2 separate regions of the Homo sapiens genome follow, and region 1 is linked to region 2. The links are chromatin loops, found by intact Hi-C in ENCODE. Cell type or tissue: ovary. All regions are shown on one strand. Each heading gives the region's core, and the rest is flanking DNA. Links, peaks and the distances in the headings are about the cores only. Region 1 overlaps LOC124906112 (a long non-coding RNA gene). Region 2 overlaps LOC124906112 (a long non-coding RNA gene).

Evidence for each region. A loop is a pair of places that touch in the nucleus more often than their neighbours do. Peaks named below come from ENCODE experiments on the same cell type or tissue, not always from the same donor. Only the 100,000 strongest peaks of a DNase experiment are listed, where the experiment ranks them.
Region 1: it touches region 2 in a loop (2.7-fold over the local background); 1 of 110 quality-filtered maps calls a loop at or near these places.

The regions. Positions count from the first base shown.
Region 1 is chr2:200,101,628-200,109,976 of GRCh38, reverse strand. The region is part of intron 1 of LOC124906112 (a long non-coding RNA gene); the gene reads left to right. Among named protein-coding and RNA genes, the nearest start is that of MAIP1, 150 kb to the right of the region's middle. In ovary, for the core only: no CTCF peak of the experiment used is centred there; no DNase peak of the experiment used is centred there.
Region 2 is chr2:200,034,957-200,043,305 of GRCh38, reverse strand. All of the region lies in intron 1 of LOC124906112 (a long non-coding RNA gene), which reads left to right. Among named protein-coding and RNA genes, the nearest start is that of MAIP1, 84 kb to the right of the region's middle. In ovary, for the core only: no CTCF peak of the experiment used is centred there; a DNase peak (open chromatin) is centred at 3,336.

The sequences.
Region 1 (8,349 bases), core at 151-8,150, 67 kb before region 2:
TCCAGTGGCCAAGAACAAGAAAACAGTGGGTGTCAGAGTCAAGTCCAGTGAGCCCAGGCTCCGTCTGATGAAAGCCCAGCTTCTCCCACTGCTCCGTGCAGGTTCACAGATAACTAAGCCCCTGCTAATTTATTAGACCCTCATTCTGAAATTTTGAAATTCATTAGTCTAATTTTCTGCCATACAGAAGTGAACATACTTGCCTTCTTTTTCAATATATCCTCTCTTATAGAATAACAAGTCCTATTGGCTGTGGGTCTCAGTGGGGGAGAAGTTTATAACACAGGCATTTCAGCAACTGTGTAGCATTGGAGATTTTTCTTTTGGAGAGGTGCCACATCTTTTTGAGTGATGAGATGGTAGGGTGTAGTTTGAAAAAAAACAGGAATTTTTACTCTTCCCTTTTCTCTCTAGTATCAACTGCTGTCACCAGTGAAAACCAGCTGCCCGGAACCTTCACTCCCTTCCTCGCCACAAAAAGCTACCAGTTATCATTCAATCAAACGTCAAATCAAAGGTTTACTATACCCTTATGAGAGATGATAAGTATCAAAAAAGTTTTAAAAATGAGCATTTCTTTTGAGCCAATATTTTATTTCTATGATTTTTACTAGGAAATAGTCATAAATTTACTTATAAGGACAGTCAATTGCAATATAAAACATTTAAAAATTTAAGTTAAAAAGTATCAGACCAGGTGCAGTGGCTTATGCCTATAATCCCAGCACTTTGGGAGGCCAAGGCAGGTGGATCACCTGAGGCCAGGAATTTGAAACCAGCCTGACCAACATGATGAAACTCCATCTCTAGTAAAAATTCAAAAAATTACCTGGGCATGGTGGTGCATGCCTATAATCCCAACTACTTGGGAGGGTGAGGCATGAGAATTGTTTGAACCTGGGAGACAGAGGTTGCAGTGAGCCGAGATTGCACTCCAGCCTGGGAGATAGATCGAGACTCTGTCTCAAAAAATATATATATCAATAAAATATACCATATAATATATAGTATTTTTAAATAAAAATAGCAGATAATTCATATATGTATATGAGTGTATATATATGAGTATATATATATGAGTATATATATGAGTATATATATATATATATATGACTATATATATATATATACACACAGTTGACCCTTGAACAACACTGGGGTTAGAGGAACCAGCCCTCATACAGTCAAAAACCTGTGTATAACCTTTGACTCCCCCAATATGTAACTATTAACCGCCTACTCTTGACCAGAAGCCTTACTGATAACATAAAGAGTCGATTAATACATATTTGTATGTTATATATATTAAATACTGTATTCTTACAATAAAATAAGCTGGAGAAAAGAGAATGTTCTTAAGAAAATCATAGGGAAGAGAAAACATATTTAGTATTCACTAAGTGGAAGTGGGTCATCATAAAAGCCTTCATCCTCATTGTCTTCACGTTGAGTAGGCTGTGGAGAAGGAGGACAAGAAGGGTTGGTCTTGCTGTCTCAGGGGTGGCAGAGGCAGAAGAGGTGGAAGAGGTGAAAGGGGAGGCAGGAAAGGCAGGCATACTTGATGTAACTGTTACTGAAAAATCTCAGCATATAAGTGGACCCTCACAATTCAAACCTGTGCTGTTCCACGGTCGACAGTAATTTTAATTTAATAGACTTTATTTTTTAGACCAATTTTAGGTTCACAGCAAAATTGAGCAGAAAGGACAGAGATTTCCCTTATATCTCTTGCTCTCCAACTTACAGCCAACACCACTATCAACATCCCACACAGCAGTGGTACATTTCTTACAACACAGGAACCTACATTGATGCACAATTATCAACCCAAATCCATAGCTTGCATTAGGATGCACTTTTAGCGTTATACATTCTATGGATTTGACAAATGTATATCCTGTGTATCTGTCAGAAATGTTAGAACCAGAGTGACTCCATCTTGAATAGGGGCTGGGTAAAATGAGGATGAGACCTGCTGAGCTTCATTCCCAGAAGGTTAGGCTTTCTTAGTCACCAGATAAGACAGGAGGTTGGCAGGACTAGTTTCACAAGATACAGGTCACAAAGGCCTTGCTGATAAAATGGAATATGCTAAAGAAGCTGGCAAAGCCCACCAGAACCAGGATGGCAACTAAAGCAAACTCTAGTTGTCCTCATTGCTCGTTATAACCCATTAGCATGCTGAAGTCACTCCCGTCAGCACCATTGACAGTTTAATGCCACGGCAACGTCAGAAGTTATCCTATATGGTCTGAAAAGGGGAGGAACCCCTCAGTTCTGGGAACTCCCTACCCCTTTCCTGGAAAACTGAGGAATAATCCATCCCTTGTTTAGCATTTAATTAGGAAATAACGCTAAGTATATTCAGCCCATGTTGCTGCTCTGTCTATGGAGTAGCCATTCTTTTCATTCTTTTATTCTTTTTTCTTCTTCCTCATCCTCTTCCTCTTCTTCTCCTTCTCCTTCTCCTCCTCCTCCTCCTTCTCCTCCTCCTCCTCCTCCTCCTCCTTCTCCTTCTTCTTCTTTTTTTTCCTGAGACAGAGTCTCACTCTGTTTCCCAGGCTGGAGTGCAGTAGCACAATCTCGGCTCACTGCAACCTCCACCTCCCAGGTTCAAGTGATTCTCTTGCCTCAGCCTCCCTAGTAGCTGAGATTACAGGCATCTACCACTGTGCCTGGCTAATTTTTGTATTTTTAGTAGAGACGGGGTTTCACCATATTGGCCAGGCTGGTCTCAAACTGCTGACCTCAGGTGATCTGCCCGCCTCGGCCTCCCAAAGTGCTGGGATTACAGGTGTAAGCCGTTGCGCCCGGCCCCTTTACCTTAATAAACTTGCTTTCACTTTACTCTGTGGACTTATCCTAAATTCTTTCTTGCACAAGATCTAAGAACCCTCTCTTCGGGTCTGGATCAGGACCCCTTTCTGGTAGCAAATCCACCATTGCAAAACAGTATATTTTTAAAATAGGAAAATATATGTTAAATGTTAATATTTGTATTTGGATGATGAAATTACAGAATAATAGACATGACGTTCTCACTGTATTTCTCACTATTGGTATACTTTACTTCACAATAAAACAATAGTTTTCAAGCATCTCTGCTTAGGTAGCAGAACTGAAAGCTAATGGGAAATCTTACCTTGACTGTTACTGGTAGATAGCGAAAGAAAGTGAGTCCAGCTAAAGAATTAGAAGCAGTTAGTTAGTAGTATAATTGATATTTTGAGGGGATAGCATATTTTTGCTGCCCTATCCTCTGTCTTCTAGTAGAAAGAAGAAATAGAAGAAGGCTTAGAGAGAGAGGATGCACTAGTACTACATGTGAATCATTTAATAGAAAAAAGATGTGATTATCCACACTAGTAGTTTGTGATAATCTGTTTATATCTTAATGGAGAGGATTGCCCCAGAAACCTTTCAGGTGTAAAAGAAAATGCAGTTATTCTTCAACTTGTGAAAATTCTAACTCTTGCAACACTTGGACTTATCTGCATTATTTTTAATATTCTTAGAGTCATTTCCTACTTGCTAGTCTGCCTTTGCTACAAGATCACATAAGAGATCACCTCATGGGGGTACTGTCTGCTGTCCAATACTAGCATTTTAACTATATTTGCTCTTTGTCTACTTAGCAGTGATCGTGGTTTTGCTGGCATAGTTTACCAATTTTGCACTTATTATTTTTTTAAAATGAGAGAAAATATAGGCATAAAAGTGTTGATATAATAAAATCAGGTCTGTATTCTATCTAATTGAAATAAAGATAGATATTTGTAATCAAAATCTATAACCTTATTTGAAAACTCATTGGACAAATCATTCAACTCAGCAATCATAGGTAAAGGAAAAGAATAAAATTAAAGAATGTGTATAAACAATTCAATGAGACAAGCAAAGCTATTAATGGCATAAGAATTAGAAAGGTTGAGGTAAAACTATTTGTTGACAATATGATTCTCTCTCTAGAAAACTCAAAAGAATCAATGGAAAAACTATTACAAACAATAAAAGAATTTAGTAAAGTAACAAATTATGAAAACCAACAATCATAAATTGATAACCTTCATATATATAAACAACCAGTTAGAGGATACAATGAGAAAGAGGATTCCATTTTGCAATAGCAAAGGAAAATAAAACAAAAACAATGATAAGCATAGATAACAAGAAATATCCAAACCACACATGAGAAAAACTATAACATTTTTCTTAGGGATCAAAATATAGACATAAGCAAATAGAAAAACATGTCATGTTTTTGGATAGGAAGATTCAACATCAGAAAATGTAAATTTTTCTTTAATTTTATAAATTCAGTACAGTTCACATAAAATTACTGATACCATGAGTATTTTTTGTCTGGAGCTGCTTCCAGTTGATTATAATGTACATTTGGAATAAGAAGAAAGAACAGCCAGAAAAACATTCAGAATGAAAGGCTATGATGGGGGAGGGGTATCCCTACTAAATATAATACATGCATAACATTACAGTAGATTGGAATGATCCTGTGCTTAACATTGTGAGGTGGTGGCTCATGAGTAGATAGGCACATCAATGAACAGATAGAAAACCCAATAATAGACTCAAATACATATAAAAATTAGTATATGACAAAAAACATGTAAAATTAGTGAAAAAAGATAAAATTTTAAATAAGAGGAGTTGTGATAACTAAACTGAAAAAGGTAAAATTGGATCAATTTTTCACACTGAAGCTAGAATAAATTCCAAATGGGTCAGAGATTTGTCTAAACAATAAAACCGTAAAAGTACTAGAATAAAATATGCATAAATGCTTTTATAGCTTGGAAAAGGAGAAAACTCTTTCTAAGTATGATTTGAAAACAAGCATCAACAAGGGGAAAAGACTAATAAATTTGATTACATATAGATAAAAGGTAAAAATGCTTCGCATGACAAAGTAAAATAACTAATAAAAAATCCACTAAAAACATACATCACAAGCAAAGTCAATGACAAATGATAAATCTGGAAAAACATTAGCAATTTATATCACAAAAATGGTTGGCACAAGTTGCAGTAAGCTGAGATTGTGCCACTGCACTCCAGCCTGGGTGACAGTATGAGTGAGACCCTGTCTGGGAAAAAAAAAAAGTTTGAAAAGCTGCAATATAGAGGAAGCCCTCGATAGCATATCTACCTCAGTCATAACCATAACAACTTTAATTTGAATATATATATATGTTCTTAAAAAGAGAAAAGTTATTTAAAGCTATTTAAAGCATCGTATTTTGACGGTAGAGGGATATATCTTATGGTCAAAAAATACTGCAAAGTAATCATCACATCCTTAATAATAATATTGTTTGGTTGTTTTAAAATATACACATGCTTATACTTTGTCTGGTTTCTTTTTTAAATTCACCCACAAAAATGTCACATACAGTGTTACAGGTAAGTTTTGTTAGATAGTCAAAGAACAGATAATTCTAATCTTACGTAAGATCTAAAAAGAAGAAAATTGAGAAATGCTCTCCCCTTTTATGCTGGACAGAATAATGGCCTTGCAAAGATATCTACATCCTAATTCCTGGAACCTGTGAATATCTGCCTTAGCAAAAGGACTTCACAGATATAATTAAGTTATCCTGGGTGATATCCAGGATAATTATCCTGAATTATTTAGGTGGATCCAGTGTAATCACACATGTCTTTCTAAGTAAAGGGAAAGTAGGAGAGTCAGAGAGAAGGGGATGTGACCACAGAAACAGAGCTCTGAGTCATGCGATTGCTGTCTGGAAGGGGACCATGAACCAAGGAATGCAGACAGCATCTAGAAGATAAAAAAGGCAACAGAAACAGATTCTCTCTGAGAGCCTCTGGAATGAACACAGCACTGATGACACCTTAATCTCAGCCAGTGAAATTAATTTTGTACTTCTGACTATGAGAACTACAAGATAATTAATCTGTGTTGCTTTAAGGCATTAAGTTTGTGGTAAATTACTACAGAAGCAATAGGAAACTAACACATTCCCTGTATCTTATAAAATATTAGCATAGCACTATTCACAATGGCCAAGACATGGAATCAACTGTGTACATCAACAGATGAATGGATAAAGAAAATGTGGTATATTCAACTCAGCAATCCTATTAATGGGTATGTAGCCAAAAGAAAACAAATCATTCTGCCAAAAAGACACATGCACTCACATGTTCATCGCAGTTCTGTTCATAATAGCAAAGACATGGAATCAACCTAGGTGCCCATCAACAGTCGACTGGATAAAGAAAATACGGTGTATGTATACCATGAAATACTTCACAGCCATAAAAAAGAATGAAATCATGTCATTTGCAGCAACATGGATGCAGCCGGAGGCCATTATCCTAAGCCAGTTAGCGCAGGAAAAGAAAACCAAATACTGCATGTTCCCACTTATAAATGAGAGCTAAACATTGGGTACTCGTGCACATAAAGATGGCAACAATAGAAACTGGGGACTACTAGAAGGGGGGGCAGGGGTTGGAAAACTAACAGTTGGGTACTATGCACAGTACCTGGGTGGTGGGATCATTTGTGCCCAATACCTTAGCATCATGCAATATACCCGGGGGGGAAAAAACGTACACATGTAACCTATAAATCTAAAATAAAAGTTGCAAAAAAGAAGAAAATGTGGTGTATATATATACAACAGAATACTATTCACCCATAAAAAAGAATGAAATCCTGTCATTTGTGACAACATGGATGAGCCTGGAGAACATTATGTAAGTGAAATAAGCCAGGGACAGAAAGACAAATACCAAATGTTCTCACTTGTATGTGGAAACTAAAAAAATCGATATCATAGAAGTAGAGATTAGAATAGTGGTTACTAGAGGCTGGGAATGGTTGGGGGTTGCAGAAAAAGTGGGTTACTCAGAGGTTGGTTAACAGACACAAAATTACAGCTAGATAGAAGGAATAAGTTCTAGTGCTGTATAGCATTGCAGAGGGACTATAATTTACAACAATTTATTGTTGAATGTTCCCAACATAAAGAAATGATAAATGCTTGGGGTGATAGATATGCTAATTATACTGATTCAATAATTATATATTGTATACATGTATAAAAATATCACATTGTGTGCCATAGTATGTACAAATATTATGTGTCAATTAAAAGTAGTAATAAAAGCAAAAAAAAAGAGGTTAGTGTAATTTTGATACCAAAATAAAAAACAGCATGAGAAAGAAAATAGATAAGCTGATTTCATTCTTAAGTATGTGAACACCCTAAATAAAACATTGGCAAAACAATGCTAGCAAGTATTTTTTTAATCATTATCAAGTTGGGTTTATCCCAGGCATATGAGGACATTTTATCATTAGAAAAGTTATTAAAGTTAAACAAAGTTATTAAAGTAATTAATTCATCACCATAACAAATTGAAGAAAGGTCACAAGATAACCTTTACAGGTAAAAAAGAATGCATTCAATAAAATTTAAAACACATTTATGATTAAAAACTAAAAACTCTTAAGCCACGATGGAATAATTAGCATCAGATTAGCTCTTTCATTTCAAACAACTATAAAACAGGGTGAATATATTAATTACTGTTTTCAGATGTTGGACCAAAGTGACAAATGACTGTGATCCTTGAGAAAAGAGAATGAAATTAGGCGAGCCCTACAATCACCTGCCTGAAGGCACTTTGCGGATTGTGGCATAGGTAGAGTGCGCTCGAATAGAGCACGGCAGTCTTGCTGAATTGGAGAGACAGATATTGGAGTTCAGGACCCTTGGAGTGGCTGGAATTTACAGAGCAGAATGCCAAAAAGGAGGGAGCTACAGCAAAAGGCCTAAATATTTACTTAGAGGATTCTCTGAGTTTTTGGCAGATATTAAGCTGCACATATGCAGAGACTCTACAAGCCTGAGCAAAAAAGAATGACCAGGGAAGAAATACTAGTGGAGCTACTAGTGAGCTGAACAGTGGAGCTCACAAAGGCCAGGAGGCATTTGAGTTCCAATCAGACAGAGTGACAAGGCTTCACTGAACCCATAGGGCATTTGGTAGAGACCCCCAAAGGAGCACAACTGACCCTAGCATAAAGGCTACACTGTACTTATCCTAACAAAACTTAAGGACAATTCCTAAAAATATCAAGTGAATTCATAAGAAACTAAATGCCCCCACAAAAACTCAACACTCTAAAAAAGACAACTATACTTAACAATGTAACATTCAAAATGTCCAGTATCTAATAAAATTAGTAAACGTGAAAAAGCAAGAAAATAGTACCCTTAACCAGGAGGAAATTCAGTTGACAGAAACAGACCCAGAAGTCATAGGATGATAGGAGTAATAGAAAAAGACTGTATA
Region 2 (8,349 bases), core at 297-8,296:
AGGAAAACATGTTCCCCATCTCATCTAATAAAAAGAAAATCTCAGGAAAGGAGAGTACTTATACTGCCCTTTAGTCATTGGTTCATTCTGAGGCAATGACCCACCCATTTCTGGACTGATCTCTGTGGTCAGGAAGATAGAGTTTCTATGACTGACCAAGCTGGGTCATGTTGTCAGCCCAGTCACCAAGAAGCAGGGTCTGGTAGCAGAAGAAATCAGATGATCACAGACATAACTGCCAAGAGAATGACTAAGAGACAATCAATCCTTCCACTCTGTGATTTGCTACAATCAATAATCATAAAAGCAATATAAGCATTTACATTTCCCTATTGACCACATTTGATTTTTAGGCAAAAAGTTGTCTTTCTCATTTTTTATTATTTTAAGAGCATATTAAATTAATTTTCATAACCTCAATAATAATTGATTCAAAACCTGGGTTTTAGCCATATGAGCTAAGACAAGTTGTTTAACTTCTTGTTTATGATTTTTCATCTGTAAAATGAAGGCCTTTGATTGTATGATCTAAGGAACTGGAAAGAAGACAATCCAAAAACAGAGAAAAAGAAGGCTGGGATTCAATGTTTGCCATAAATGACTTTTAAATCTGCCAGTGGATAGTAGGGGTAGACTGTGCTCACAACATCAAGCCACTGTCTCCTGTGTACTCTCCCTAATCCACCATGTTACTTAAGAAAAAGATAAAGCCTGGAACCAGAATTCCCTCTATATGAGTCAGGAGCTCTTTCAGGATCAAGTAACAGAAATCTAAGTCAGATTAGATTAATGGGGCAAAAAGAATTTACCAGTTCCTATAACTGTCAAGGGGTGCACACTGCACTAGAGGAAAAGCTTCAGGAACCAGGATCTCAGAAACTCTAACTGGGGACTCAAAGCTACAGAGAACTGTCTATTTTGTTCACTGCTATCTCAGCTTCTCTTTGCTTTTTTGGTCTCAGGATTTTATAACAAAGAGTGTGGCTGCCACAAACCTCATGTTAGAAACCACAGCCCAAAGGGCATATTTCCACCCCAAGAAATGACTCTGGCCCTGGTTGGGTTGTATGATGTGGACCAGTCTCTATTAGAATGAGAATTGGTCACATATTTAGTCCTGTGGCCAGGGAGATGGTATCTGTTAGCCAAAAAAAAAAAAAAAAAAAAGGAAGTAGATGAGGAATAGGGTTGCCAGACTTAATAAATAAAAATACATCGTAATTTAACCTGGCAACTCTAGGTAGGAGAGCTTTCTACACAGGTAAACCTAATAACCACCACAGTTTCTACATTGTTTCCGCAAGCACTTGCCCGTGGGTTATTCACCATTTTGCTCATATAGTGGGCAGATTCATGAGCAGACAGACAATGAATTTGGCTTAGCATTAAAGGTGGGGAGTATTTACTAAGTCTTTTTTAATCCTCCTTGAAAAATTCCTTCTTAGCTTTTCTTAAAGCTGCATGCCTCTTCCATAAGCTTATGGGATTTGAGAGTTTGAAGCATCTTAGTGGCTGTAAGGTTTGGATTCTATTAGTCACACAATCAGAAGCTGGCAGGAGACCTGGAGGTCCTGTCCAATCTTCTCATGTAATTTGTAACTTTGGGGTGCAGGGGGTAAACTGCCCAAGAATTTTATGCATGGCCATTTCTAGGTGACAGTCCTTAAGGACAATAAGTGTTACTGGAACGTAAGGCAAGAGGGAGGAGAGGAAAGAAATAAGGTTGGGGGGAGCAGTACCAAAGAGCTTTGACTAGTGGGGAGCCAGCAGTGGTCTTCAGTGGAGGAGTAAACATGATGAGGCTGAGTTTTAGACAAATCACTGTGGTGGTAATTTGGGAGGAGAAACCATGAGAAACAGGACTAGAGGGAAGGAGTTTGATGGGGAAGTAGTAGCATTGGTCCCACTGAAGGGCATTGAAGGCTTCAGTTGGAATAGTGGAGGTAGGGCGGGAAGGAATGGAGGGAAAAAAAGATTCATTTCAATAGTTCAGAGTGATAAGTGAGCAAGAATTGGTGACTGATACTATCCATGTTTAACTTCACTCCTGCTTTTAGCCTTAACCAGTGACATATCTTCAGTTTCTCCCACTTTTCAAGGACCTAGAGACAGCACACACATCAATTTTTTAAAGGCCATATTCAAGTATTTGCTGAAGATATTGCAAGATTGGCAAGTTCATCATGTTCTCACCATTTTAATGATATTTTCCAGTGAAAGTACTTCTCATACATCTGTCCTCTTAATGTTTATTTTTACTGTGGGAGTTACGTATGCAAGGATCATTCTACCATGGTGTCAGTTTAAGTGATCTTTAGAAACAATGAAACTATCCAAATTCATTACTTTAGGTTATATGATTCCTACTTTCACTGTATCTCCAGCATGATGAGGTGGGGAAAGTACTGGATCAAATGTTAGCTGACGTGTGCCTGGCTTGCATCTCATTTCCATGGGTCAGCTGAATGACCACAGACATGGGACAGAACCTCAGATTCCCCACCTGCAAAATGAGGGAGCATGCGCCAGCTGATCTTTCAGAAGTCTTCCAAATCTATTATCATCAGATTCATTGGCCAGGAAAATTATAATTGAGATCATGAAAAAATGGTGACCTTTCACTGAATGTGACCTCTTGTGAAGTAAGCAGCAATCTCAAATGCAGGTTAAAATCCTAGGCTTTGGAATCCAGCAGACTTGCATTTGAATCCTGGTCCTGTCATTTTGCATCTTCCTCCCTAAGCTTCGGTCTTCACCAAAGAAAAGAAATACCTACTTCATAGTGTCATTGTGAGGTAGGTATTTCCCCATGCATGGGGAGCTTTCTACCCAGGGCTGAGCAGCTAATAAATACTCCATACATGGGAGCTTGCACTGCTGTTGGGAGCATGGGAGCATAGCTAACATGCTGCATCATAAACTGGGTCAATGCAGAACTAAAAAAATTGTCCTAATCATTCATTCATTTGTATATTCATTAAATTATTCATTCAATACAAACTACATTTGCCCAATAAATATTTGCATGGGCATACAAATAAGCATGGCCTCTGGCTACAGACTTCCATCAGGCATTTTTTATATTCTCACTTTCTGGCTTCCCCTAAAGTGCTGGGGTTGCAAGAATGAGGAACATTTCAGAATGGTTATCATTATGCTATCTTTAAAAGTAACAAGCTCCTGGTTTTAATTAATCTTGGTCCCTGACTTTTTCATGAAAAGAAAAGTCAGTGAGCTCATGCTGTGGTGTCTCTTTCCAGAGCTGATGTGGTTAGTCGTTCTCGTGTGAAACTGCCAAAGGCAGACTGGGTTACTGTCCTATGGAACATCTGCACAGTGTTTATCATTTTGGCATTTGAGAACTATGTAAATACGTGCAGACCCGTGACAACCTCAGGATTTTGTTTCCAAATGCGCCATCAATGAATAACGGCCCAAATGAGCAAAATCATCTGGGCAACAATTTGGGTGGAGAGTAAGGCTGGGAATTGCAATGTGCTTCCAAGTGCTCTGGGGGTAAAAATCTTTTCCTATCATTGCATAACAATAAAGTCTTTGGGAGCACAATAATGTGTAGAATGGCTTTAGAATCAGACAACTTGCATTTGTTCTGGAAGCACATATTTAAATCTGGCCTAGGATCATTACTGACAGAAGCAACTTTCTTGATTAAGTCAGTCCCATGAAGGAACAAACATCTTTATTACAGAGAGCACCTTCTCCTACTAATTTTCACCTTAGCAGCAAAGGCCAAATTCCCTCAGCTGAGCCACAGCTCTCAACTCAGAACTCAGTGCCTCCATCTCACCTGCTGGTAATTGAAGATAAATTCAACTTGTGCTGCCTCTGTTAGTGCCCGAGTGGTTCTCTCCTTTCACATAACTCAATCATTTGTCTTCAACTGGTATCTTAGAGATGTGCAAAGGCACTAAGGCAATTATTTTTGACTGTCTCCTAGAACTCAAGAAACTCCTTTGTAGAAGGCTGAAACCATGCCTGGTCATTTAGTCTGCCTAGACTTAAAAAGACATCAAATACAAATAAATTCTGGGAAATAAATCAACTTTAGGCCTTTTTTTTACTGCTGAAGGCTTAAATTAATTCCCAAAAAGGCTAATTACGTCTTTCTTTGCTCAGTAGTTGGGCTTAATAATAAGCACCAAACATATGGCAGAGATTGGGCTGCAGAATCCATCATGGCCTTCTGTTCAGCAGCAAGGGGAGGTCTTAAAGGAAATTACATACAGAAAGCTTGTACGTGTTAAACATTGTAGTACCCATTATTGCTGGAAACAATAACTGCTAACCTGGCTTCTAAATTTCTTTCAATTCACTAGTAATCAAAGAAGTGTAATGTGAAATATAAGTTGAGCATCCCTAATCTGAAAATCCACAATTCTGTATGCTCCAAAATCGAAAGCTTTTTGAGTGCTGGCAGGACACCACAAGTGGAAAATTTCACACTTGACCTCATGTGGTGGGTCCCAGAAAACACTGTCAAAAGTTCGTTTCATGCACAAAATTATTTAAAATATTGTACAAAACTATGCTCAGGCTCTGTGTACAAGGTGTATATGAAACACAAATGAATTTCATGTGTAGACTTGGGTTCCGTCCCCAAGATATCTCATTATGTATTTGTAAATATTCCAAAATCCAAAACAATCCAAAATCCAGAATATTTCCGGTCCCAAGCATTTCAGATAAAAGATACTCAACCTGTACACTAATAATCTATTTTTATTTTTTGTTGTTTTGTTGTGTTTTTTGAGACTGGGTCTTGCTCTTTTGTCCAGGCTGGAGTGCAGTGGTGTGATCATAGCTCACTGTAGCCTTGAAATCTTGGGCTCAAGCGAGTCCCCCACCTCAGCCTCCCATGTAGCTAGGACTACAGGCACACACCACCATGCCTAGCTAATAATAATAATAATAATAATAATAACACTTTTGTAGAGATGAGGTCTCCCTATGTTGCTATGTTGCCCAGGCTGTTTTGAACTCCTGGCCTCAAGTGATCCTCCTGACTTGGTCTCCCAAAAGACAGGGATTATAGGCAGGACTGACCTCTGAACCCAGGCACTAAGGCTCCCAAGCACACCCACCCATTTCCAGCCTCTATTTTTCAACTATCAGATTAATAGTGATTTTTAAATAATGATAATACTGGGGATAATTTGATAAAATAAGTATATTTATACCTTATGTTGAGAGTCTAAATTTGGACAATCTTTCTGAACAGCAATTTTAAAACGAAAGGTAAAAAGGTTACAAGTATTTACTCAGATGTTTTGATCCAGTCACTTTATTCCTAGAAATCTCTCTGAAGGAAATAGTATAAACCATAGACAGAATGTTAATTGTAACATTGTTTATAACACCAAAATATGCAACGAGAGAATGATTTTTAAACTATATACATCTACCATATTCTATGGCACATTATGCAGCCATTAAAAATTATGTTGACAAATATTTTCAAAGGCAGAGGGGAAGTGAAAATAGGATACAGAACAATGGATACACCATGACTTTGACTGTGTAAAATAATATATCACACACATATTGGAGATAAAAACATATTACTTTTAAAACTGCAGCAGTCAACCAGGTGTGGTGGCTCACGCCTGTAATACCAGCACTTTTGAAGGCCGAGGCCGGAGAATTGCTTGAGCCCAGGAGTTTGAGACCAACCTGAGCAACATAGCGAGACCCCTTTTCTACAAAAATATTTAAAAATTAGCCAAGTGTGGAAGCATGTGCTTGTGGTCACAGCTACTTGGGAGGCTGAGATGGGAGGTTGTTTGAGCCCAGGAGTTCAAGGTGCAGTGAGCTGTGTTCATACCAATGCACTCCAGCCTGGGTGACAGAGCAAGACCTTGTCTCAAACACACACAGACACACACACACACACACACACACACACACACACACACACACACACACACACACACACACACACACACCAGCAGCAGTTTCTGTATTCCAGGGAAAAAGTGGAAACTTGTGTGTCTTAGGGGTTTGGGGGAGAGAAAATGCCTAGACAGCTGGCGTGCGCGCACACACACACACACCAGCAGCAGTTTCTGTATTCCAGGGAAAAAGTGGAAACTTGTGTGTCTTAGGAGCTTGGAGGAGGAGAAAATGCCTAGGCAGCTGCCCTTGGGGAAGCTCTGAAGTAGCAGAATAATCCAAAGCCAATTGTCAAAAGTATTCTATTGAATATTACTAAAGTCAACCTGTATTGGCAGTGTCAACCTCTGCAAGCTCCTCCATGCATTCACATCACAGTATTTATGGAGCCCTCATTATGGGTCAAAGCACTGGGCCAGGAGAAGGGAGACTGTAACAAGCAACATAGACACAATTCCTGCCTTCACAGAGCTTATAGTCTGACTCGGTTGTCATCATCATGCTGTCTACTGATACTATTTCCTTGGTAGTAGCAACCAGTCGAGATTTCAGAAAAGAGATGTCCAGTAAGATATGTGTGGCTGATGAACACCAGACACAGCAATGTCAGATACCCAGTTGTAGTTCCCTTTCCCACACTGAAATTCCCTCGTATGACCCTCAAGACATTTAAGGCCTGTTAAACAGGGCCAGGCACAGTAGCTCACACCTGTAATCCCAGCACTTTGGAAGGCTGAGGTGGGAGAATTGCTTGAGCCCAGAAGTTTGAGATCAGCCTAGGCAACATAGTGAGACCCTGTCTCCAAAAAAATTAAAAAATTAGCCGGGCATGGTGGCTTGCACCTGTGTTCTCAGCTACTTGGGAAGCTGAGGTGGGAGGATCACTTGAGCCCAGGAGTTTGAGGTTGCAATGAGTTATGATCTTCCACTGCACTCCAGCCTGGGTGACAGAGTGAGAACCTGTCTCTAAAGTAAAATAAAATAAGTTTGTTAAACAGGACTGCCTGTGCTAGCTGAGCTATGGGGAATAATAGGAGGGCAAGTCCCCACACTCTTCAGCAGAGCAGGTGTAAGGAAGCAGCAGGACCCTGGAGAAGACCCTCAAGAGGTGCTGAGTCAGAAGACAGGGCAGTCCAGAGCAAGGGGGGAGGACAGGAGCCAAGATGGGCTGGTGCGATGTGCAGCCTTACCCCAAGGACTCTCAGAAATAGATAAGGGACTGGCCCTCCTTCATTCACCATGAGTGGAGTACGTGTCATTATTGTTGTAACATTAAAGGAAAGGCTGGAAAACATATGAAGGATCTCTAGAGCACACAGAAAGGGAAAGAGATAGCTATAAAATCATGGAAAGAAATATACCAAATATGCCCAGGGGTAATTGGGTCCTAGACGGATTCATTCTTTCATCATTTTACATATATTATTATCACATGCACAAAATGTCGTTTCAAATGCACCTGCTCTCACCACACTCATGTCACACATGGATTTTTCTCCTACTCTGTATCTTCCTTCTTCTTTCTCATTGTTTTTTTCTTTTTCTTCCCTTCCTTCCTTTCCTCCTTTCCCTGCTTGCTCTCATCTCAGGTGTTGTCTTTCAGCTGCAGGTATAGCAACCTCTTTCTGTCATGACCTATCTTTGGGGTTAAAATAATGACATTGATCTTGCACTGTTCTAATCATTTCATGTGTATCAACTCCTTGAATCTATACAACAATCCTACTTGGTAGTAAGGTCACTATCCCCATTTAGCAAATTAGGAAACTGAAATCCAGAGATGTTAACCAACCTGCCCGGACACACTGGTAAAAAGCAGGACTGAGCTCTGAACCTGGACACTGAGGCTCCCAAGCACACCCATCCAAGCCACCTCGCTGCACAGCTCCGGGAAAGCATAGAGGCCACCAACTACAACTCCTGCCCCAAGACTGCTCAGCATCTCAGCTTTTATATGAAATTGAGGGCACAATGGCTGGGGTCCTGAGCCCAGTTATTTCACAAGTGGTGCGACACAAATACAGCTTAGTGCCTTAGAGTCCTATCAGGTAGCCATCATGCCACACCCTCACGGACAGAAAGGCAGGTCACAGGATTTCACTACTTAGCCGTGTGATCCTGGATATGTTCCTAAAGCTTTCTGAGCCTTGTTTTTCAATCCACAAAACGGGTATCCAGTCGCTACCTCATTAGACAGTATTGTATATTCTTACCACAATACCTAGCACATAGTAAGTTCTTAATAGCAGTAGCTATTTTTCCCACCAGTCATTGGCAAACTGCTTGTTAGAGGATTCATTTGTCCTTATGTAGCTTATACTCTAAATGGTACACACCAGGGGCTCAGCAAACTACAGCCCACAGGTTAAATTTGGTTGACTGTTTTTGTAAATAAAGTTTTATTGAAACACAACCATACACATTTGTTTACATATTTAT